Linked DNA regions of Homo sapiens: region 1 is linked to region 2. The links are chromatin loops, found by intact Hi-C in ENCODE. Cell type or tissue: gastrocnemius medialis. All regions are shown on one strand. Each heading gives the region's core, and the rest is flanking DNA. Links, peaks and the distances in the headings are about the cores only.

What was found. Hi-C counts contacts between places; a loop is a spot of excess contacts. Peaks named below come from ENCODE experiments on the same cell type or tissue, not always from the same donor. Only the 100,000 strongest peaks of a DNase experiment are listed, where the experiment ranks them.
Region 1: it touches region 2 in a loop (7-fold over the local background); 1 of 110 quality-filtered maps calls a loop at or near these places.

The regions. Positions count from the first base shown.
Region 1 is chr6:107,577,422-107,590,148 of GRCh38, reverse strand. SOBP (sine oculis binding protein homolog) reads right to left here. Exons shown (of 7, transcript NM_018013.4): 5 at 2,974-3,069. Among named protein-coding and RNA genes, the nearest start is that of SOBP, 94 kb to the right of the region's middle. RefSeq lists an enhancer at 3,606-4,498. In gastrocnemius medialis, for the core only: no CTCF peak of the experiment used is centred there; no DNase peak of the experiment used is centred there.
Region 2 is chr6:107,526,091-107,538,817 of GRCh38, reverse strand. It overlaps SOBP (sine oculis binding protein homolog), which reads right to left. Exons shown (of 7, transcript NM_018013.4): 4 at 5,208-5,359. Among named protein-coding and RNA genes, the nearest start is that of SOBP, 42 kb to the right of the region's middle. In gastrocnemius medialis, for the core only: no CTCF peak of the experiment used is centred there; a DNase peak (open chromatin) is centred at 5,997.

The DNA.
Region 1 (12,727 bases), core at 5,059-9,058, 50 kb before region 2:
CCTCCTCACTCTAGCTCTGAACCCACCTCTAGCCAGAGATACGAGCATTTGAATAGAGGAAATGAGAAGCCTTCTAGTCCCAGAAGAAAGAGGCAGTAATGATAAAGGGACCAAGAATGGACTTGGGCTAGTCTCACCCATGGCTGGCTCTAAATGTTCCCTTTTCCAGGCTCTTGTAAACCAGGCTGCTACACTGTTAACATGATAGAAATTTCCTACATTTTCTTTTATTAAAAGTTTTCTTTAGTCATAAACTTAGATATGCCAGCAAAACACCCGTGTGTGTGTGTGTGCACGTGTGTGCGCATGCCTGCAAGTGTGCATGACTATCTATGAAGAGGTAGGTGGGGCCACACTGAATTGTGACATATCAAATAGTACTCGTTTTAGCTAATGTCACTTATCTTGACAGCCTTTCATTTTCAAAATTAATAAAAAGCATAAGGAGACTGCTGCACAGTCACCAACTAAAGGATCTTGGCCACAAAGCTAAATATCTAGTCATCTGTGTTGTACATTAAGTGTGAAGGCACATATCACAGTTTGGGATTTAAATGGAAAAATCAATACCCTACAGGAAATCTACAGTTGCATAGCAGATTTTTCTATCAGCCAATGCTTTCTTTGTCAGTGCCTTCTGATTACACACACTTGTGTATTCCGGGCATCGATTTTGCTTTGCTTTTGTTTAAGTTACTTAATATTCCTCCCTCTTCCAAGAAGCAGGCATGTGGGGGTGGGGAGCGGGCAGAGACATTAGAGAGTCAGTAATAAAGTCAAGGCAATGTCCCGTCTACCTGGCCAGGGCACTTTCTGTCAGTGTCTGTGGCACAGAGGACTAGTCGTCCAGCCATGTGCTCCTGATCATCTGGGGGCCCAGAAGAACCCTGTGCCCTCAGTGCTTTCTCCAGAGCTCCCATGCTTTCTAAACTGGCTACTGCTCTTGCAGCAATCCATGCAAGAAGATGGCAGAACCACCCTTCAGCTAAAAAAGTACTTTGGAGTGGAGCTTGCAATCTTCTCTGACAGATTCTTTAAAAATCTGCTCTAAGTTGCACTAAGAAAACTCCAAGGATTTCCTATTTCTTTCTTATGAATGAACAAGTCTCTTTCATATAGAAGCATAACTTCTCAGGGCTTCATAACCAGCCAAACACCATCACTTTTCTTACAGCTGAAAAAAATTAAATTTCTCCTTGGAGAAATAAGCTTACTTATGTTTTCTTTTTATTCCTTTTCTTTTATCACAGGAAAGTATACTGACCAAAATAAAGCATTTCTAACAGTGACTGGAAGGACGAAGATTGTACCAAATTGCTCAAAACTACTGCCAACACAACAATGTGTTTAAGCACAGCAATGACAAAACATCTATTTTCTCTAAAGACAGCTAAAAACGATGTTCACATATATGTTTTGCTTCCTCCAGTATAAACTGACCACAACCAGGACTCAAGCATGTTCATTTTTCCAACAAATAGACAAAAATTAAATATGGCATGTTACTTTTGCAAATTTCTCTAAAAAGAAGTAAGCTACCCCAAAGCATTCTGATACCAAAACACAGCATAAGGGCCTCTGTGGTCTTCTGCTGAATAATCATAGTTACAGAGACACATTAAAACCGAAATGAACAAAAAGAGTTTCCTCAGAATAGGTAATGCTAGCAGTCCTGGAAGTTTAAGAGTCCTAAGATAAAACATAAGTTAAGTTAAAATTTCAGAAAAAAATTACATTTATAAGCAGCAAATTTGCCTGTGGATCTGTTGGTCAAGGGACTACACACACAGAATAAGTAGTGTAATTGTAACTGTGCAGACTGTGGAGGGGGAAAAGGAGGTTCTTGCTGTCAACATGTAGCTACTGCGGCTAGAATGGGTAAGAACTGAATTTTTGTCTCTTCTGCTCTTTGGACACTTTGTTTTTAATGAACAGTTGGTATCAGAGCTAAATCCAAAGACTGTTACATGTGGGATTTCCTAATGCAGAGACCTGGCAGAGCTGGTCGGCCAAAAAACTAAACAGAAATTAGACTACCTCAAAATGTAACAACTGAGCATCCTCATTCTCTTTCAGTGTTTTCACTTAGTTGGAGCAAATGTTTTGCTTTAATGCAATTGAAAAGAAAAGAACATTTAGGGACAACATAGCTAGATCCCTCATAAAGCTTCATTTTCAAAAGGAGTGTTTGAATCTCTAAATAAATGACAATTCATTCTCTGTTTACTTTAGGTAAACAGAAAATGCATTGCAGAGCACTCATTTTCAAAAGCTAATCAAGAACATTAGGTCCCAACAGATTCATTTAATAGAAATATAATAGGCATTCCTGCTTGCTTTTCATCTTGTCTGGCTGTAAATGCTAAAATGAACAGCAAATTAACCCTGCATTGGAACAGAGTCTCAATGTCACAGCTGATATCCTCCCTCTCACGACTTGTAAACATCCCCGCACCCTGTCACTGCTTTGACTCCTTCTGCATAGGAGAGACGATTAAGTTTGGCAAGAGAGTGGAGGAATACTTGAATTCTAAAGGGAGTACTGCGTGTCAACTCTGCTATCTTCCCTAGCAGAACAAAATATTACCATGTTGTCTCCTAAAATAGTGTACAATGAGGACGTAGGAGGAGGGGTGAGGGTGAGGTTCTTTTTTCCCAAGCTACATATATCAACTGTCTTTCTCTATATTTTTAACTTTACTAGCCATTCTCCAAGTGGCTGCTTATAAACTACTAAACACAACAAGCTAATAAAGACAGGGCCATTCAAGCTCTATAATCAGATATAAAAGATTTGCAAACAATTTGAGATCTTAAAATTAATATTCAGTGATATCAGAATTAGCATTTAGAACTCTATACAGAAAACTATAATATTTCATCAATTATGTAATCATGAACAAACCCTTTCAAAAACTGTTTTCACTGTGCTAAAGTAACATTCTAGACTTGTTGTAAGTATGTTATTCTTACAAGTAGTTCGCAGTTATTCTTGAAGGCAAGCCTTGGAGTTTCCTTAGCATAGTGCTGCTGGGGAAAATTTTCAGCATGTCCATCTTCATCTCTAGCCTGAAGGGAAATATAATGGCCTATTTAGGGACTTACAAATAATGGAAGAAAAAAAGCTAAAAAGCATAACAGCTCAGATCATTCAACAAACGGGAATCCAGAAATAACAACAATATTAAGAAGTTTGTTTAAATACGCAGTACGCCTTTTAGGTATCAAAATTTGGGATTTATTTTTCTTTACATTGTTTAGTTTGAACATGCAAATTCATTGTGGTGTAATATTTAAAACAATATCAAGCAAACCAAAATCAAATAATTTTGTTGGCAATTACCACCACCTTAGTTTTTCAGTGCGCATTGTTCATTGCACATTTAGGATTATATGACATACATACGTGTTTAAACTTTTTGGCATGCTTAAGCAATCTCTAGATAATGCACTTTTAAAAAATTCTAATAGCAAGGCCATAAGAAAAGCAATCTGCATAATTATATTTTGCATTGTAATACTATTAGAGATAAACTGATTCCCCTCCATTTTTAAATAAAGATCTAAAAGGAGCGATGATCTGGTAAGAACCATGATTCTTCAATCAAATGCAGTAAAAAAAAAAAAAAAGATTTAATTTAAAAGCTGCATTAAAAGTTACTGGTTATTTTGATCTACGCTGTTAATTAAGAAAGCTGAAGTTTAAATGGAGACATTAACAGAACCCATTAGCAATACCGCTTGCATACAGTCTTCTTTCTAATCTCCACTGGTTTCTGGTTTGGAGTGGGAGAGAAGGGAGAGGTAGGTGAAAGGGGGCGTGTCTGCAGCACACTCATTAAACCATTCATTTGCGTGACACTTGCACTCCGCTCTGCTCTCATCTCATCTTAGCCCTAACTGCTCTCTCTTTCCTGGCCTCCTGAAATTCACAGCTGAGCTGTCTCCCTCACATATGGCTTGCATATAATTATGCATATTCCATTTTACACTGCATTAAAATGATGAGCTCCTGGCTCCCTGCCAGCTGATTTTTAAAAGCCCTAGTGAAGTAGGAAAAAGGAGAGAAACACAGGGAGAGCCGCACAGGAAGCAGCAGGTAGTTCTGTCTGCTGTCTCTTTAGATAAAATGTATGTCTGGCACCAAGGGAACAGCTGAGAACTACCTGTTGTTATGTATGGATTGAGGGGGGAGAAAACAATGAGCATACACTGTGGCAGAGATGACAATGCTTATGTATTGTTCCTCCTTTAATGGAGCAAAATCTGCCCTGATGAGTGTCACTCAGAGCTCCCTGGCTATACTGGGGCTTGTCATTTTAGAAAGAGATCCATATTTTGTACATTTTAGAATGTATTGCTTGTGTTTAAGAAAGCTTCTGCTACCTAGTCCAGGGAGGGAACTAGATGGAACTTGGAAGTGCAATGTCATGGTCAGTAATATTTAGGTTACAAGAAGTTTGTGGGGAAAAGAGATTGCTCTCTTTTGGTTCACTTTTGAGATTTATAACATCCCTCATGCTTGGTGCCTTTTTATTGTACCTTTTTTTCCTACTAAATCAGACTAAAATAAAAATGCAGTTATAGGATTGGCTATATGCGACAGAGAAAAAAGTTTAATTGTTGTTCATGTCCAGTGGCTACAAGGCACTGAGACCAATGATGTTTCTTCTTACTGCATCGGAACAACTTTGCAGCTACGCCATGGTTTAAATTAATATAGCTCAAATGGGTCACATTTTAAATCCCAACTGGCAAAGGCAGCAGTGGCATAGATAAATGAAAGGCAGTTGTAAGAAAGTAGGAAGATGCCATTGGGCAGTGACAATATTAGATTCTTCATAACAAAATGTTAAGCCACTCTATGAGGTACAGGTCTCTTAAAGGCAGGGACCACATCAATTTCATCTTTCTTGTTCTGCCATGCCCAGTGCCTTACTTTTAGTTGATATTTAACAAACATTTAAGTGATGATGGAAAAAACCCATACGTGGATAGTAAGTAGACCCTACCATAAACAACTCTGTAGAAAATGCCACCTCAAAATATGCTAAACTTGGTAGTAGCTTTATTATATTCCTGATGCACTATGATATATATGCTTGGAAACACACTTTGCATATAATTTTCAAGGGCTACTATTTACATATGTATGTCTATATTCAATATATATGTATCTTGTATATAAATATTCATAAGGTGGAATGTGTTTATTATGCATATACTATGTATACACATTCATACACACCAGATGCCTAAGGATATTTTCAACATTAGTGGCAAAAATACATTCATTCCACTTACATGTAAGGTGCACACAATGTTTTTTTTGTGTTTAAAGGACAAAAAAAAAATCCCATTATCTAATATTTGAATATGCTTCCTCAAAGGGGCTACAGACTTCATATAAAGCTGCATAATTTATGAGGTTAAATAAAGTAGCAGTGGAAGAGAAAGGAGAGGGGGATTGAAGAGATTCGGAAGTGGAGACAGAAAGCTAGAAACTTGCTTTTTTATTGAACCATTATGTTCACCTCTGCATCAAACTTCCATGGCTCTGGGAATGGCCTGTCCTCTAACACCCACCCTGACTCCAGAGTCCAAGAAATTCTATCCTTCAGCCATTTGCTGTGTTTCCACTACATGCCACAGAAATGAAAAGCATGCAAAGTACAAGAAGTTCTTGAACCATCACCTTCACGTGTATTTGTGTGCACAAATAACTCACACACACTTCTCACCACTGTAATCCCCTTTGCATTGTGAAATTTTTAATGTGTAATTTTAAATTACTATGACAGGAATAAGTGTAATTCAGTGCATTCATCTAACACAGGAATTCGCTACCCCAGCTGCATATTAGAATCATCTGGGGTGTTTTTTTTTTTTTTTTTTAACATATTGGTGTCTGACCCCCTCCCTTTCTAAGATTGTGCTTTAACTGGGGCCTGGACACAGGTGGTTTTTAGAAAGCTCTCAGGTGATTGTAATGTACCAAAGAAGGGCGAGAACTGCCGATCTAAGGAGAGTGCCTACAGCTATCAAGGGGAGGCCCTTGGCATAGCTGCCAGAATGTTCTCTAACCAGGTCCCAGGCCCACTGGAGTGAACCATTGTGCTATGAGAGGGGGATATACAGGTTGAGCAACCCAGATTCAAAAATCTGAAATCCCACATGCCCCAAAATACAAAACTTTTTGAATCCCAACATGATGCTCAAAGTAAATGTTCATTGGAGCATTTCATGTTTTGAATTTTCAGATTTAGCATGCTCGACCAGTAAGTATATACAACGCAAATATTCCAAAATCCCAAACACTTCTGGTCCCAAGCATTTTGGATAAGGAACACTCAACCTCTAGGATGTAGTCCCTATGGTAGACCTTACCCTAAATATTCAAAAAGCCTGGGCAACACAGGGAGACCCCATCTCTACCAAAACAAAACAAAACAAAAACTAGCCAGGTGTGGTGGCATGCACCTGTAGTCCTAGCTACTTGGGAGGCTGAGGCAGGAGGATTGCTTGAGCCCAGCACTTCGAGGTTATGTTGAGCTATGATCGCGCCACCACACTCCAGCATGGGCAACAGAGCAAGACTCTGTCTCAAAAAAAGAAAAAAGATTTAAGAGATTACAGAACTAGTTGCTTGTGGGCAAAAATTATCATTATTTGTTTGTTTGTTTCTTAGTTTCTGGTATGACCAATAATCTTGGAAGAACTACCATACCACTTCCTTAAAAAGGCCTTCCCAAACCTCTCTATCCAAGGCAAATATCTCCTCTGTGGTCCTTCTTAGACTCAACATGGTTGCAACCTTGGAATTACTGGTGTGATTTTTGTCTCCCCTAGTAGCCTACAAGCTTCCTAAGGGCAAGGACAGAGTCTGATCTCCCACCACTGTATCTTCAGCCCAGCCACTGCCTGATGCCCAGTAAGTGATCTGTAAGAATGAGTTGGATCATTCACAGAACTGGTGGCAATGTTAGACAACATCCATAGGACCTTCCTTACCCTAGAGAATCAGTTCATAATGTTTTACAACCTCTTATATATTAAAGTCAGAGGTTTATTCTACATCTGCCCCCACTTGGGTGGGGTGCCAGACAATGGCTTAACAAGGAGGGTGGACATAGGACACCAACGACCCCTTCAGGGAGGAATATGTGAACACTAAAATTGTTCAGAATCACTGGCTCATGGTAACAACATAAAGCAGACCAACTTTTAGCTGGTTTTATTATTGTTCTTAAATCCTCTGCAGACAATGCATTCTCTAATTGCCTCTTGAGAGTGGACCACCCCACTGTCGGCTCTAGATATCCACTGGGGCCAGAAGAATTGTGTTCACGTCTGACTTTTTTCCAGAGTGACAAGTTCTGAAAGAAGGCACATCAAGGCACTTCATGATGAACTAACTCTCTCCTTGTGTGTTATTTTCAACAGTTTTATTCTGACTAGTGTGCTAGATATTTATGCCAACTACAGGGAAAAGCAAATGGGAGACTATTTTTTTGCATTTTACTACAAATGTGATTGTCAGAACAAAGGTGCATTTTTGACCTATTATTCTAAGGAAATTTCTTTTTTTTTTTTTTGCCATAACAGAAACAAAAATCCTTCAGTTAAACTGCAAGCGGATTTCCCTGTTTTGCTGACAGTTGTGTAACCATTTTCATGTTGTGCCTAACATTTAGATAAATATTAGATGATATGAGAAATTTACAGTAATTGCCTCTCTACTTCAAAAACCTCTGGTTTAAACAAACTTTGTATTCACCTCTCTTTCCCTCTGAATCAGCACTAATTCACTTCTCTTATTTTGATTCTTACAATACAGCAAACTTTAGTTCTTCAAATTCACTGCTTCCTCTGAGCCAAAGTCTTGGTGCCATGTGCATGTTGGAGCAAGCTAGGCATTCTTCCTCCTCTGAAGAATGCCTTTAGAAAAGGTGGAACATTCTAGAAATAGCTCCACTTGCCTACCCCAGAGAAGTGTGATGTTTCTGACTCCATGAAAAGGTTAACAATATTGCCATTTAAGTCAAAAGATAATTAGGCTTCAGAGTTAATACCTCCCTGTGATGAATGGGAGTTTACACTTCTGTGTCATTGTGATCTCAGGATTTCTTTTGAAAACAAGCAAAGATTCTGCCTGGAATCAGGGCCGGGGAGAGCACAACAGAGTTTCCAAGCTTAGCCCTCCTATGCTGCAGCAGAGGCAGCACATGTCAGCTCACACATGTGGCATTTTTACCGGACTTAAGAACACCAAAAACAGCTCAACTCAAAGTTGTGAGAATAAGTGTATAGTTGAAGAATTGGAGAGGAGAAAAAAGGGGCCATTGATTTTATATTTTATAACTAATTGTTGGAACCAGAAATAATAGAGTTTATTTTCGAATTCAAGGTAAAAGCATGGGGACACTGCTCTGAAAACGCATGGAATTTCATTTTCTGAAATCTCGTTTCTGGTTTAGCCTTCCTTTCTCAAATGCATCCACACGTTCTCTTGAGGAAGCTCAGGAATAAACAGCAGCTATCACACACTGCCTTTCAGTATGCTGTGAATGTCTTTGTGAACTTGAACTAAAGGTCAGCACTGATTCTTTGTCCTGCAGTGGACAGACACCTGGGATCTCTGTTCAGCCACTCCTGCCTCTGGTGGGAACAACATAGGGAGGTCTTCAGAGTAGCTCCCTGCCTCCCCTGGAGTTACTGCACTGTTGAGCTCATCTCAGTGGCCCAACTCCTCGGGTCTGAATTCTTAGTGCCCTTCAACTGGGTCTCCTGTCCTTCACTCCCATTCTTTCTGGTGGAGCTAGATTCCATCTCTCCTTCTGCTGGCAGATCCTTATGTGACCTTTAAGCCTTCGTTCAGACTGCAGCTCCTTTAGGAAGCCATCAGTGACTCTTCCTCCTGGTCCTTGCCTAAGCTCTGCACCCTCTGTCCCTGTATTTCCATTCCACACCAATTTATTGCATTGCATTATGACCATGTGTGTGTCTGCCTCTCCCACTAATCAAACAGGTCCTTGAGTGTGGAAACTGCGTTCTGACCAGCTTCAAATGTCCAGATCCTGGACTAGTGCCTGGCATATTATAAGGGTTCCATAAATGACCGAGTGAGCGAATGAATAAATGAATGGGTTTCTATCCTTTAACGCTATCGCTGGATATTCAGCCTTACACTCCAGTCCCTACCAGTTGAGTGTTCTGCCTCTGAACCTCAGGAGTCTTCTCCATACCCGAGTCTCAGCACGGCTCTCCTGGAGCTATCTGATCACACCTGCCTCACACCTAGACCTTCACCAACTATTCGATGCACTTCTGCCCAACACCTGCTCCTCCTACTTGGTTAGATACCATGGTCTTGGCCTCACAGAAGATCTTGCACTCAATTTGGACTTTGGCCAATCATCTTTTTGCCCCACGTTTCTCTCCTCCACGTCCCTGTTGAATTGATCCTCTGGTCTTTGCCCAACAAATTCTCATCCTCAAAAGTCCATTCCTTGATTAGATTAAGCAACTGTGCACCTTGTTCCCTGTTTCTGATATCTCACCTTCTCCTAGAGTCCCAGGTCTGTCTGAGACTCCTTGGTTACCATCCATGTCTTATTTCCTCTACCAGACTGAAACTCCTTGACGGCAGAGACCATGCATTATGTATGAAGTCCCTTATATAACAAACAATCCTGTAAATATATGTCGAATGGATTCATTAGCTCTCATTCTTCCTTAAGCCAAGGCCTGGAATGTTCTGTTTTTCTCTACTCTGAACTGCCTACCTCTATGAATGGATAACCCTTAAATACGAGTTATTTCTATGCAAATATTCAAGTCACTGAACAGATTGTAGAGAGTTGCATGGTTCTCAAACAAAATTATGTGTGCATGCAGCTTGGGTGGAGGGCTTTCTCCTGGACAGAGGGCTCCCACCTGGCATCAGATTCTCTGCTCTGGAGATATGCCAGTAACCCAGAAACATCCATCTCTGGACCCAGGCATCTGCTCCATTCACATTACTACTAATGTCTGCCTAAGGATCCCTTGCCCTCCCTTTCACCTGCTTGTCGAAGACTGTCTATGGGGATTTCTGCAGTGGTGCTGTTTTACTTTGTTCTTTTAACCAAATGTATTTAAATTCCCATTTAGTATGTAGGCTGTAGGAAAAGCTGTTTGCCCAGAGAAGGCCCTCCTAATTCTCCATCCTCCTTAACTGGCTAACTGACAGGCTTTCTCCATAGCTCTTCAGGCTCCTCTGACAGCTCACACACCTCTGATGGATGAGATGGACTTATTTGCTGCAGCTATTTTTTCACTCCATGCAAACCTTTATATATATCATAAATTTTTAACATCCAATTTGGAGTCTTCAAAGAGTAATGGTAACAAATATGCAACATGAAGATAATGGGAATCGAATCATGTTTATGGCCTCCATGAGAATCTCCTTAAATGATGTCAGGTCAGGGCCCCTCAGAGCCGCACGCATGTGAGGCTATGGGGCTGATCTCGTGCCTGATTAATGGCTGCCTTTACTCAGGGGCCCTAATGGATTGCGTGACAGTTATGGCAACAGATTCCACATCAGCCTGAAATACAGCTTCCACATGAACTAAAATATATCATGTTCATCCCAGCACATTAAAACTGTGTCTGGAATAATCAGAGCAGTTGCTTAAGCGGTTCTGAAAATGCCTGTTTTTACTTTTTATTTTTAAATCTATTTTTCCTTTATTGGACAGGTGACCCTTTTGCATTTATCTTGCAGGGCTCTTTCTCAGGTCACCTGAGTGTCTTTGTTTGGTAAGAATTGTTATTTCACAGGTAAGGCCCAGCAGCTAGGAGCATGCAGCCCCCTTCTTTTTCATTCTCTGCTAAGGCCACACCACCTCACACCCCAGGCAGCTTCTGATTATTCCGGAAGCTTAATCGACACTGGATTATCCAGGCTCCTTTCCCTTCCCCCACTTTCTTCCTCCGCCCACTGCCTGCCTTTTGGCTTTTCACTAGTCATTTGCATCTATTACCCAGGGACACAGTGAGGGGAAACAAAAGGAAGGGAAACACAAATGATTCCACTTTGCTGCTGGTTGGCACCCACAAAATCCTTAATTAATAGACCTAATCTAGGCATTTCAGGTACTCCTTTTATTCCTTTTCTCTGAAATCACTAGGCAGAAGGGGGTTGGGCTCATATGATTATATGCAGATCTCATGATGGACCTGAGAAATCAGAGAAAATGTGAAACAGGCAAGGGCTGTACTCCAGGACCCTATCTGTAAGGCTAGAAAAGGATCCAGATGTTACAGAGGAGATTCACTATCTACAGGATGCCTCCCCCAGAAATAACCCGGCCTCAAATGGGATTAAAAAACACAGTACTAACCAGATTAAGATGCTGTTCTGGTTATTATCCGGGATTAATAATAATGGCTAACATTTCTACAGCTTTTCTTGCACGTACCAGACACCATCCTAAGTGCTTTATATGTATCAACTCATTTAATGCACACACTCATACATATATCAAGGAAAGAAATGACTTATGAAGTAGGTACTATCATTATCTCCATTTTATATATGAAGAAGCTGGGGCACAGAGACATTATGGAGTTTACACAAACTCACACAGTTAACAAGTGGTAGAACCAGGATTCAAACCCAGGCAGTCTGGCTCCAGAATCCCCATGCCACACACTGATGATCTCCCACCTATGTGCTGGTGGCAAAGGTAAATTGTGTACAATAACTTGAAAATACTGGTGTCATTACATTTTAAAAACATGTTATTAAGGGAAATTTTCAAATTTTCTTTGGTTTTAGCACTCCAAGATTGAATATACCAAGAAAATTAGGAAAAGAGAGTGTTTAATGACAAATATAACAGAATGGGGGGAAGGGAGGGAGGGTGCGGGGTGGGGGAAGAGGCAGTCTGCAAAGAGCCCAAGAAAAGGGTTCCCTGCAGCTTCAGAAGCAGCGTCAGTAGGTCTCTGATACAGCCTGTGAAAGATGGTACTCCAACATCTTCAACACTTAAACGAACTTCTTCTTTTTTTTTTTTTTTTTTTTTTGAGACAGAGTCTTGCTCTGTAGCCCAGGCTGGAGCGCAGTGGCGCCATCTCGGCTCACTGCAAGCTTCGCCTCCCCGGTTCACGCCATTCTCCTGCCTCAGCCTCCCGAGTAGCTGGGACTATAGGCATCTGCCACCATGCCTGGCTAATTTTTTTCTGTTTTTAGTAGAGATGGAGTTTCACCGTGTTAGCCAGGATGGTCTTGATCTCCTGACTTCGTGATCCACCTGCCTCGGCCTCCCAAAGTGCTGGGATTACAGGCATGAGCAACCACGCCCGGCAAAACCAACTTCTTTAATCTAATTCTTACTAAATAAACTTCAGATCATCGAGTATGACACCTAGGCCTCTCAATACCAGAAAAGACACATCCTACCAAACTCACTCAGTTCTGCAGGTCCTTTAGCAATCTCCTTTGTGGACTTCTAAAAACATCATCAATATTATGATACAATTTTTTATTAATCCTGTAGGTGATGCTGTACAGACTACAAGGGGCATTCATGCTATCTTGTCTCCTGTATTCCTGGCATTCGGTATATAAATGCAGATTGTGACTTTGGTCAACATGAGTCAGTTCATCAAGGCAGTGGATATCCCTGGACCAATCAGTGAAACTGAGTCCCTGGATGTGCCTTGTTGAGAAACCTGC
Region 2 (12,727 bases), core at 4,160-8,159:
AATATTCCATTCTGTATTTCAAAATACAAGACAATAAGAAACACTTGGGTTTGTTGTTCTTTTCCCCAGAGCTTTCTGAGAACACCCGTTTGCTATGACCAAAAGGGAGCTCAGCCACTGGCCTGCAGACTAAAACCCTGGGAGGAGAAGCCACTATACACATGAGGCAGTGAATAGGCTTATAGTACAGTACTAAGGAACACTGCAAAACCAAGCAATCATCCTGCAGGCCAGGGTGCAGCTGGACAGATTCAGGAGGCTCACTGGTGGCTGTTAAAACCAAGGGGAATCCACAGGAAGAACCCTGGGGCTCCCCAGGTGCATTTACTGGTGGGCCAAAGATATTTGCCAGCAACTGGCAAAAGCAAGTATGTGGCCTGAGCTTCAGGTGGTCAGGGGACATTAATTGCAAGTAATTTCTTAATGTCCTTCTCCAAGCCTTCATGAATGATAGCCATTTTGCAAATTAAATCTTGCAGGTATTTAAAGGAAAAAGAGTAGACAGGTTAATCACTAGATTAACAGGGCAATTGTTACACATTTCTTCTGTACTACTTGGTTCTATAATTAAGTCTGAAACTGAGAAATCTTTCCCAGGATATATTCAACTTTAATAAAAAGACAAATAGACTATGTCTAAATAAAATATAACTCCAAATAACATGATGATACATGCTAATTAGAGATGGGTTCTTCCAAAAGAAATGTCTTCTAAGAAGAGATCGCTGTATAACCAAGAATATAGTCTGAAAGTAAAAGAAATGCCAATAACAGAATATTCTCCTCCTTGAATTATTTATGTTATTATTATAATGATTGTTAGGAAATCTTAATGGCATCATTTGCAAATGTTGTTTCTGTCTATATCATCTTTTTCTTTTTAATGCATCCTTATCCTCATCTCTGAGCCACATTGGTTTCTTCCCACTGTGATCTGCTGGGGAACCACAATATCATGATATTGAAGAAGTATTTCGATCTTTTTTTTTTTTTTTTTTGAGATAGGGTCTTGCTCTGTTGCCCAGGAAGGAGTACAATGGCACAGTCATGGCTCACTGCAGCCCCAGCCTCCTGGGCTAAGCAATCCTCCCACCTCAGCCTCCTGAGTAACTGGGACTACAGGTGAGCACCATCACAGCCAGCTAATTTTTGTATGTTTTGTAGAGACAGGGTCTCGCGCTATTGCTCAGGTTGGTCTTCAACTCCTGGGCTCAAGCAATCCTCCTACCTCCACCTCCCAAAGTGCTGGGATTACAGGCATGAGCCATGGCGCCCGGCCTTTCAAATTATTAAAAAACTAGAACAAGGAAGCAAAACTTTGGTGCTCTTAGGAATTTGTGTTTACTTGTAAATTATCAACATTCCGAATCCATAAAGAACACTAAAAACTTGAGATCCGAACAAGAAAAGTAAATAATCATCCTTTACATTGCCTGCAGTAGCCATTTGTCTTGACTTTTAATTTCCTTCTTGATTTTTGGATATTAGTTTGGACAATAAGATATTTCCCATGTAAAAGGAAAGAGATCAAACACAGGCCATTTGGAAGTGACTAACATTTGTGGTCTTGTTTGTTACTCCTTTTTAGAGGGATAATGGTTACAAGACATTACTCCCTTAGGAAAGAGTATTTTTACGTGTGCATTACTATGCAAAGTAAAACTGGTGTTAGCAAGTTGGACTAAATGTTTTCACAAGAGTGCAAAATCACTAAGGAGTCTCTGCAACTTTCCAATTCCTAGATGAATTACAAGGACAGAAATGCTCTCAAGTCCAAAAATGGGCTGGGAAAAGAGTGAGCTATTAGTTCCCTGAAAAGTCTCCAATACATGAAATAATGAGATTGACATCCCATTGTCCATACAATGCCCACAGACTACATAAGTATTTTTCTTACCCGCTGTTTCAAAAACTTTTAAGCCAGCAAATAAGCCTTCGGGGATAAGGACCCTACAAAATATATTATGAATTAACACTATCCACTTCCTAGAGCCAACATTCTGAAATGTGTAAACTAGTAGTTAGAGTCCTTAAGTGAATACAGCTGTGATTCATGGTCCTCTCCTGGCAGTGTTGAGTAGAAGTATTTTGAAGAAAGCCTAATATTCGTAGCAATCCAGACAACTCTTCAAATAAAAATTTAAATTCAGTTAAAAATATAACCTATATACTATATAGGTTAACCTGGCTTCAATCCATCCCACCTTATTGCATAGTGACAGTCTGTGAGAGATGTATGTGACACTTTCAACCCGCCCCATTAAACAAACACAGAAACCCAAAAAGAAATGAAGGATTGAGAGGCAAAAGAAATTTCAAGAGCCCATTTTCAGTGGGCCATCATTTTGAGAGTTGGGTTATTTTTGTCCTTGTTTTCAGCAGCAAATCAATTCCTGACTCTACACCCAAGCGTGTGTGAAGAGAAATGCACAGAGACCACAAGCACAGCTGTCCAATTTACATTCACAAATGCAGGTGTTGCTCAGACACAAAACAGAGGTCAGCTGAATACTGCTCCTAATTAGCTACCTTTTCTACTAGGATTTTTCTTTGTAAAGTTATGCATGCAATTTGGGTTCAACTTAGAGACCATTTTTAGATCCCACCATGCTATCCAGCAAGAAGCGGGCTGTCATAAAGCATAATTTACAGCACAGTTAATTTTATGTTTTTTTAAGTCTACACTATACCTAAGGCAAAATTCTGTTCTGCACACACACACATTATTCACTCTGTTTTCTATCCACTTCTCAAAACTTAAAAAAGGTAGAATTTAGCCAGAAAAAAAATCTGTTATGTAGGAATGGGAAGAATTTTGCCCTTTTTCTAAGATTAAGAAAGTCCACAATTTAATTAACAAGGACTAAGGACTTTGTTAAATGATACAAGAGGAGAAGTAGCTATTTGCTATTGTCTTCAGTACGGAACACCCAGGGGCTTATTACAAGCAGTTCTTAGAAATGGCAGGATGGAGACTGGTATCTAATACAATCCATTAGGAAACCCAAGCCCTAAATGAAATGACCACAAAATCCTATCAGTTAACAGAAATGCAGCAGCTGTACATGTTTATTGTAAGACAATATAATATTGTAACAGAGATAACACTCTTTAAAATTAAAAAAAAAGAAGCCAACAAATGATAGACTAGTTTATTTCTCTATTTGGAAAAAAAAAAAACACACACACACACACACACACACAAGAAGGCATAGCACATCAGAGCTTTGGGATATATAAGGAAGGATGAAGACTGCAGAGAAGGGAGGAATTGTTTGTACACTAACAGACAACTGGGATCAGCTGGCAAAGTCACTGGCTAAACACCAAACTGCTGCAACTTCCAGGTTTAGCAAGATGTTCAAAGACATATCCCAATAACGCCTGGTAGAAAGTGAAATGTGATGGTCCTCCTCCCACTGCTGACTTTACCTGCTGTAAGTATTTCAAATGCTAATTCCTATCCTCGCTCCCAGTTATCCATTTTTCAAAAATGTACCCTATGAAAGTTTAAATTCAGTTTGACCTTAAACTTTATAATGATGTAAACAATATAGATATAGATATGGTATTCTGGAGTGTTTTTCCAAATGGAATCAGGTGTCTTTCTTCAAAGGCTCACTATAAAATACAGTTTGCAAAATATAACATGTATCACCAGGATTGTGACAAATCCATCTTGCTTGATTTTAGTCCCTACAGGCAGCCCATCAAGATTCAGACCCATAACCCTTCAGAATTATAGAAAGACAAAAAGCCCTGTTCTATAGCCATCTTCTGGATTGGAATGCAAAGTATTTTGTTGTGGTAAGTAGGGCTTTGAAGAAGAAAGCACTGGGCCCACTCCTGGGTTTGTTACTCCAGTGCTCGGCATTCAAAACGGGAGCCCCGGGGTCTCAGAGATCATTTTAATCCCCCTATATTAAAACAAAACGTGTCTCCCGTGCATCATTCTTCCCACCCTCCTCCCCAGATTCACTGGCTCCTCCCAGGGGAAAGTGAACTTGACTGCTGACAGTCCCAAAAGAATTCCAAACAATTTCCTTACTTGCCTCTCTGTTTCAGTGAAGATTATGAGCCTAACTCTTAGAGACTGCTACTAAAATTCCACCCTGCTGAATTCTGCAGCCTAATTCTTTTGGCATTATGTTTTTTGGCAGAATGAATGTGACCCAAATTTTCAGGAGATAATTTGCTGCAACAGTGCCTGCAATGCAGTGAGCCCATAATTAGCATTTCAGGATTGCAAATATCACACTTTTGGAAAAATAATAATTGTTTGCTTCAAGAAGAACAGATTTGGATCTTGTATTATAGAAATGGAAACAACAAAATGTGGACAATTTTAGTAAAGATTTTATGAATTAAGGAAGCTTTACATATCAATGGAAAATAATTGAGGACTAGCAAGTTACCGCAGTAGTTGGTGGCAAAGGCTACAGCAGTTCTTTAAGGATTCAGAAAATAGTTGTGTGCATGTGCGTGTGATTGTAAAAACATCATGCATTCCATTTCCCATCCATGGTGGCTAACACTATTCAAAAAGGACATTTTCAGACCTGGGATGTCTTCAAAACAAAACCAAAAAAAATTCTAACGATGGCTGTTCCTGTGTTTACCCACCACGCTCCTCACAAATGCTTGGCTGTGTGAGCAATGTTGTTTCACGTATTCATGATTTCATCTTTTCTCAATATCAATCAGCTTTAACATAAGATGTCAAGAGAGACTTGACATTTTTCTTGACAAGAACTCGTGGGCCAGATTTTGAAAAGAGCAATAGCAGTATTTCCACTGGGTACAAGAATTAAACTAAGTGGGCTAAAACTTTCTGGCCATGCTTTTGTGGCTAATTACTTGGCTTTTTAAAGAAATATCTACCACTTATCTTTCATGTACTCAGAGTGCAGTCTGCACTCTACTGCTGGAAAGACACTGGCCATGAGGATACCAGCTGTGATCACAGTGTCCTCATCAGATTCATTCACCCTCTCAGAACACAAACACTAAGCCAAGAGAAACACATTAGAAGGGGATTCCTTATTCCAAAAGGTTAAGCATGACACAAAAGGGGAATCAACAAAACAGAGAGAATAAAAATATAAAAGTAAAAGGTGCGCAGTGTTTTCCGCTAGAAGCTATGAGGCACATGCGCGTGTGGGCTGGTGAGGCCTGTGGGGGGCCGCCTCTCTCTCCGGTGCTCTTACCTTATTTCTCTTGAAGTAGGCTCGTCGGCAGGCCGCAAAGCACTTCTCGCTGCAGAAGCTTTTCACCTCACTTCCCATACTCAGGGAATAGCGCTTGATTCCCACTTTCTGGCACCAGGCACACATTATTTGTACATTTGACACATCATCTTCTATAATAAAAGTATAAGAAAAATGTTCATATCAGAAGCAAACATCCCTTCAAATTTAGACACACCCTGAACCTGACAGAGCTACCTGGGCCTGATTTTAGTTTCTGGACCTTGGAGAAGAAGTGCTTTTTCTTTCTCTCTCTCTCTCTCTTTCTCTCTCTCTTTTTTTTTTTTTTTTTTTTTTTTTGGCTCCTAAGTTTCCAAAAGACATTTACTTAAAAACCAGAGCATGACTGCAGAGCCACAAGGGCTCCTAGGGCTTCTTAGCCTGGTTTAAAAAAAAAAAAAAAAAAGCTTCATCTGCCTAGTTAAACCAGCCCCAGCACTAACGAAGCTTGTAAAATAACCCATTTCTTCAAAGGTCCTGTGAAAGCCTGCAGGATCTGCACTGGGTGGGACAATTTGTAGGGTGCTAACTTACAAATGGAACACCCTCATGTGAACCTTGACCAGACGCCAGGCTCAACCATGGCCTGTTCCCTATTACTGTTAAATGATATGTGCTATTGTTTATTCTTGCAATGTAATAATTCCCAAGCAACACGTTTAGTCAAAAAGGAAAGATGTGCGTGGCCAGATTCTGGCAACGGAAAGGGACAAGCCTGGCTCGCTGAACAGACTCTGACAATGCAGCCTTCCGGCACTGGTGTCCTAAGGGAGATGCAGGCCTGATTGAAATTCTCCTCCATGTGATGTGGTTCCTGGGCCCTGGATGGAGGGATGGTAATGGGAATGCCAGATCATTCTCAGCCAGATTGGTGGTCCTCCCAGCCCCTCATGTCATGTCATGGGGTTGCTCAGAATGAATTTAGGTGGTTTGCAAATATTTCCATTATTTAAATTGTATTTCTTTTCCTTTGTATGAGAAGAAAACAAATTTAACTAGCATAATGAGCCCATGATATCACAAATACTACTGCTTAAAACAAAGGATTTTAAAGTGAGTCAATTAGTAAAATATATTCAGTAAGTCATAGTGCAGGTGGTCAGAAGTTATGACAAACATTATGATGGTGATATTCAGGTCTGGGAAAAACTGGCCTCTGAGGGGTGGGTGGGGGTGAATAAAAGGAAACTTTAAGTAGACACCTAAGTAATATTTCCTTGTTGCCTCTTAACGGCTTTTGCTACATCTTGAGTTTTCTCTGTCCTCCCAATTGATAGTGACTGTGTGTGTGTGTGTGTGGTGTGTGTGTGTGTGTGTGTGTGTGTGTGTGAGAGAGAGAGAGACTGATTGCCACATCTCTTCTTCCTTTATGGAATTTTTTTTTTATTAACCCACATTCATGCTCCAGACATGAATGGTAATCATAAAATCCCCAACAAGCACTCGTATAGTGTTGTCTGATTTCTGGATAAAATCCCCCAAAGACTAATTGCTAAGCAAGGCCTGGTCCACGAGTTGTTGACATATTCAGGGTTCATAGAGTTTGTCATGCAATCATTTCATTTCCAGGGAAAAGATTTGGTTTGAGGCAGTGTGGTCATCAGCCTGCAAAATTAGAAGCAAACTAATTTGTAGTGCAGAGATATGGCTTTTTTCCCCCTGAGTATCACCACTCAGAACTATATGCAGCATTTTATTTACCTCAATGGAATAAATATTGCCATTTTAATGACCTTTTAGTATTTCACAAATTACATATTGTGATCTATTGTTATCAAGTGAGATAGTATAAAAAATGACCTTTGATGTCAGTCCAACATTTTTGATAACTTTCTTTAAATGGTATAATATGAAATCAAATGTCAAACAATTACTGTATTTAATAATTTGTTCTATTCAAAGCAAGCTTTTTGATATTTCAGGAATATCCTTAACAAAAAAAATTTAAAAATAAATAAATAAAAGCAAGCTTTTATTTATATTTTACATGATCTCTAATATGGCATCTCTCTACATATGAACATTTTACATGGTATGAAAAATTAGCAAAGCTTTATAATTTACCTTGGTGTATGGAGCAGTTTTCTTAGATTAGAAATAGCATATATTTTAAAATATTCACCTATCTTTACTAAACTAGATAGCAACTAATAGTTTCTATTTTTCCCAATTGATAAGATACTTTAAAATCTTAAATTCCTGAAAAAGAAGATACAGCAGAATTCTCATAAATTATCCACTGGCAGTAAGCTTGATTCTGGTGAAATCTGTAAGGAAAAAAATTTATGCGGGAAATCACCTGGCCTCACAGTTTAATGAGGAGACCCCACTTCCCAAGGAGCCATTTTAGAACATGCATTAGGTCCCCCTCATTATTTCTTCCTTTAAATAATCTGATTTGGGAAACAAAGCATAAAACTGTTTAAGTCCTAGATCTTCAGCTATAATGGACCAACACTGAGATGAGAAAGAATAGAGTGCAAAGCTATTCACAAGGCCAGGCGCTTAGCTTGCAGCTTGGACCTGGCCTGAAGGAATGATGCTTGAGGCCAAAGGGCAGCTCCGGGGTCTTTCTCAAGCTTCAATCCATCATCACCAGACAGACCCACTTGTCATTTTTTAAAGGGAGGCAAGAATACTTTCTTACAAAGGACCTAACAAATAAACGAACAAAAAGGTAGAATTTTAAAACAGATTATTTCTTATAAATCATTCTTACTACAAAGCAACAATATGACATGAGACCAAATACATTGTGCACTTTTATATCTGGCTGCTGGAAAAACTTCTAGAATGATGGTTAGCATCTGCCTTGTTAAATAAGTCAACGCTCCCCGCAGTTTTTCATACAACTCCATTTCATAAAGGTATATGCTTTGGGAAAAGCCCATCAGATTTCTCCTTTTCTAGTATTAAACTGTTATCAGCAGCTAATGATCCAAAGAACAGTCTGATAATTGGGTTATTCAAAAAATTTAAAAAACATTTTCCGGTATTTCAGGCATTCTAGATTTATAAAAGTCTTTTATATTAGTAACAGATTTTAGAAACTAATAAAGAACTGTGATTATCTAAATTAATATTGTCAGCCAAACTATAGTTCAAAATTCTGTCATCAGACATGAGATGGTGTCCCCATCTTATGACTGCACCCCTAGAAAAGTGAACACTTCTTAAGTGGTTAAAGTCAAAAGGATCAGTCCACTTCAACCCTGCATCTCTTTCTACCTGAAACACGGAAATGAAATGCATGCTTTACAATAAACATGGAAATGAAATGCATGCTTTACAATGGCAAAATAGAAGGTTTCAGCACTTTAACTTTTCTAACTTGATCTGCTTTAAATTTTTTTTTCTACTTAAAAAAATATTTCTTCAAGCTAGGGAAAACCTAATTACCTGTCTTACATTTTGGCTAACGGTCTGTGCCATTAGAGACTTGAGATTACCTCAGAGAAGATTCACATAACAGATTTTTACATGACATTACCTTACAGCCATCAGCCTGTGCATTTTTATAATAAACAATACAACAAATGTAAAATGTTTACAGCATTAAATCACATTCCCAAAGAGAACGGTTTGTATAACATAATTTTCATATGATAATATCATATAAATATGTATCAGTCAAAATAAGCATATTTCAATTAATCATGAAAAATTTGTACCGAATTTAATTAAGCAGAATGTTTAAGGCATTTTCTTTCCAATCTAATGTTCCAAGAGCTATAGAACATTTTTCTACTTTACATCCCAGAAGTTCAGATTACTCCAAGATGAAATCAAAATTGTATTTATTATAGTGCAGAGAAGTATGAGATCAAGCATTTCTGGAATGCCCTGCTGAAGTTGTTTGAGAAATTGCCTTATCTGGTGACTTTTAAAAATAAGGATGGCCATTGGTCAGTGATCTTCTTGGGGCATTTAAATTGGCTATAAACATGTATACTAACTTACCTGACCAGTGCCCAAAGAAAATCAGTAGGGCATTAATGGACTCCAGGCAATTAAACTGTAGATTTACCACCCCTTTGTAACTTTCATGGGAGTCCAAGACTGAGGGGAAATTCCGAAAGTATTTGCTGGGACATCTATCTCCTCCAACAGTTCCTAGAATGCACACATCCAGATAATCAATGAAAGACCTGGATTATATTTGAGACAAGTTACAAGGCAGTCTGAGGAGACTCCTGTGTGTTCCCCATGCCATGAAATGACATGAAATGGCCCATGGCCGGGCTGCACTGTGTCAATCTACTTGTTGCAGCAGCTATATTTAAAAACAGAATAAAGTCAAGGCCTGGAAAGCAGGCAAGAAACTGAAGTTTGCTTTCTTTATAACTTCTGCAAAAAAGAAATTCCTTTTTGAAATAATTCAATTCCAAACACTTTAAAGCAATCTAACTTAAAGTTTCTACAGAGTCCACCAGGAGTTTCTGTACAATTCCCTGTGTTCTAGGAGTGAACATACAAGGAGACCCAGAGAAAACTGGGACCACTAAACCACAAAGAACATAATGATAGCAGTACTTCGCAGGTGCCCGCACAATGCACGGCTCATTTCAATGTTATTTAATCTTTTTCACAACCACCACCAACCAGGCAGTTACTAACATTAATCTCCATTGTGCAAATGGGGAAAGTGAGTTTATATGTTAAGTAATTTGCTCCTAATCACACAATAAGTACATATCAGAGCCTTACTGAGGACCAGGCCATCTGATTCCAGAGCCCAAGCTCTTGACCACTACACCTTAGAGACCACAGCTTTTCTAAGCAGTAAGATTATAAACCATCCTCACAGACCTCTCTCCACAAAAAGGACTAAAAGCTGTCACACATTTTGCAACTTACACAGCACATTGCTCAGTGACACAACAATAGACAAAGAAAATGAAATCAAAAAGGTCAAAATGTCTTTGAGGAGACAGCTGAAGTGTTAATCAATATTTGTTGATTGATTTTCAAAAAACAAGTTAAAGGCCCACGGTGCAAGCCTTTACTTCTTTATGACTATGAGACATGGATTTGCTGCAAACATTCTGTATAACTCGCACCAGCAAGTGCTACTTAAACATTAAATGATAAGACAGGCCCAATAATATGTGGATCTCAAGCAGTTATTCTACCCACAGGCAAGCAATACTCTTGTCAGCCTTCTCTTTTCTAAGGAGCAGGGCTCACAGCAGAACATGGATAAGACTGGCTTTCCATGTGGTTGAAATGGGAGACCCCCCTACCTCTGTAATTTCAAGGGTGCCAATAAGAATATCCTAGCTTCAAAAAATTATCCTTCAGCTGCTCACTAAGATTAAATTCTACCACTAGAAGGTCATTTCTTTGGCTAAATGTTTCTTATGAACCATTAAAACACCAATTCCCTGAAAGCAAGGAGGCTCAATATATACTTGTAAGTAATGATTTATGCTTTGAAATGAATGATTCTTTCTGAAGAATATGTTTTTACAAGGAATGGGAAGAAGGGCTGAGGATAGGGTTCCAATGAGAAAGGTAGAGAGGCAAAGATGGGAGAGTTGGGACATATTACTTAGCTAATCTCTAGCCTTGGAAAGAGCTAGGGCAACCTGAGGGCAGCCAAAGGAAGGCAGTGTGGACAGGGTGATGACACTGTAGGACATGTCAAATGTTCAGAGTGCCTTTTAAGTATGAATATGAAACACAGCAGACAATGGCATATAACTAAGGATTGCCAGAAAAGAAAAGCAACAGGCAGATCCACTTAGGACAATCTCAAGGGGGTGACTTTTTATAAGCAAATGAGGTAGTAGATGTACATTGCTTTGCAAATCTAAGTTGCTACTATTTGAAAGACAGTGTGGTGAAGCACAGAGATGGAGACAGAGGACCTTGGTGAAAGTACTAATATTGCCCCTTCTAGTTGTGTGTGACAAGAGTAAGTCGATCAAGGACTGGTCATGCCCACCCTAACTATGGCTTCGGTGAGGATCAAATACGATTAAATATGCACATTCTATATGTAAATGAGCCTTCCTTAGAACGAGTGGCAATTAGAACCACAAGAAAAGGGTAGGTGTCAGCTGTATGCAATCTGGAGAGGCCCAGTGACCAGGCACCAGTCTCTCCAATCACATCCCCTCCTGTGGATGACATCTGTAAAACCACTATCCTTGAATACAAAGAACAACTCAGTAACTGGTTAAATTTCACTAACTTAGATTATTTAAGAGTAAAGCCATTAGAATTAATAAAAGCCTCACTTACAGCTATTCTTTTAAAAAAGTACTTAACTTGAATTAATAGTTGACAAGATGTTGCCAAATATATCACTGCACTGCCAGATATTCTGTAATTAATAGATGGGAATTCTTTGTAATTATTACATTAACTATCCACACATGGGTGGATCTTCCTAAGTGCCTGAGAAGTTTGCTCATTTAAAAAGTATCAGAGCAACAACTGAAAATGTCTGCCACTTTGGTAACTGAACTATCAAGAATTCCCAAAGAGTGGTGTCTGAAAAAATAAAATTTTATTGAACTTAGCTCTCATTAAAAGGATAATGCAATTAAATGACAAAGGTCCATAATACTACATGAGTCTTTGTAGTACCTAAAATTATCCCTAATTTTCTTTTGTATAAATAGATTTGAAGTTATTTCAAGAATTTAAATAGTCCACTCCTCTCTAAACAGAGTAGTACTTAACCCCAAAATAAAATCTAAATATTCTATACATAAATTAAAAATTGGTTCCAATAAGTAAAAGGAATGACCCTATATTATACAAAATTACAGAAAAATGACAGACTTTAAAATTAATTTTCAATTTTCTAACGGAACATTCTACCCAATTTTAAATTATTTACATTCATATTATGAAGACAGACATAGACATAGATACAGATATAAAGAATGTGACTCCAGAAAGAACTACATGTTTACATGTGAGCTGGATAGGACCTGAGGTGTGTGGCTCATTTTATGACAGGCAGAATGCAGTAAGAGAGAGGTTCAGACAGTTGTGAGAGCCATTCCAGAGAGCACGGCATTTGAGTTGGGTCTTGAAGGATTTGGAAGGCGGGGAAGTTAAAGAGGAGAGAAAGGACAGTGGAACTGCAGGAGCCAGAGAGTGGAAGACAGGCTTGAAATGGGCAAGAATCCTGCAGTCATCCAGTTGACCAAGCTTGTGTGAAGGGAAAAGTAGATTAGACAGGAGCTGATAGGGCCTGAACAAGGAGTCTCATGGATGTCATTTTGGCATAGGGGGAGGGAATCAGCTCGTCTCTATTCCACAGGTAATAAGAAGCTCCCAAATGTTTCTCAATAAAACATGACAGACTGGGCACTGTGGCTCACACCTTAATCCCAGCACTTTGGGAGGCCAAAGTGGGTGGATCACTTGAGGTCAGGAGTTCAAGACCGGACTGGCCAACATGGTAAAACACTGTCTTTACTAAAAATACAAAAAAAAAATTAGCCAGGCATGGTGGCGGCTGC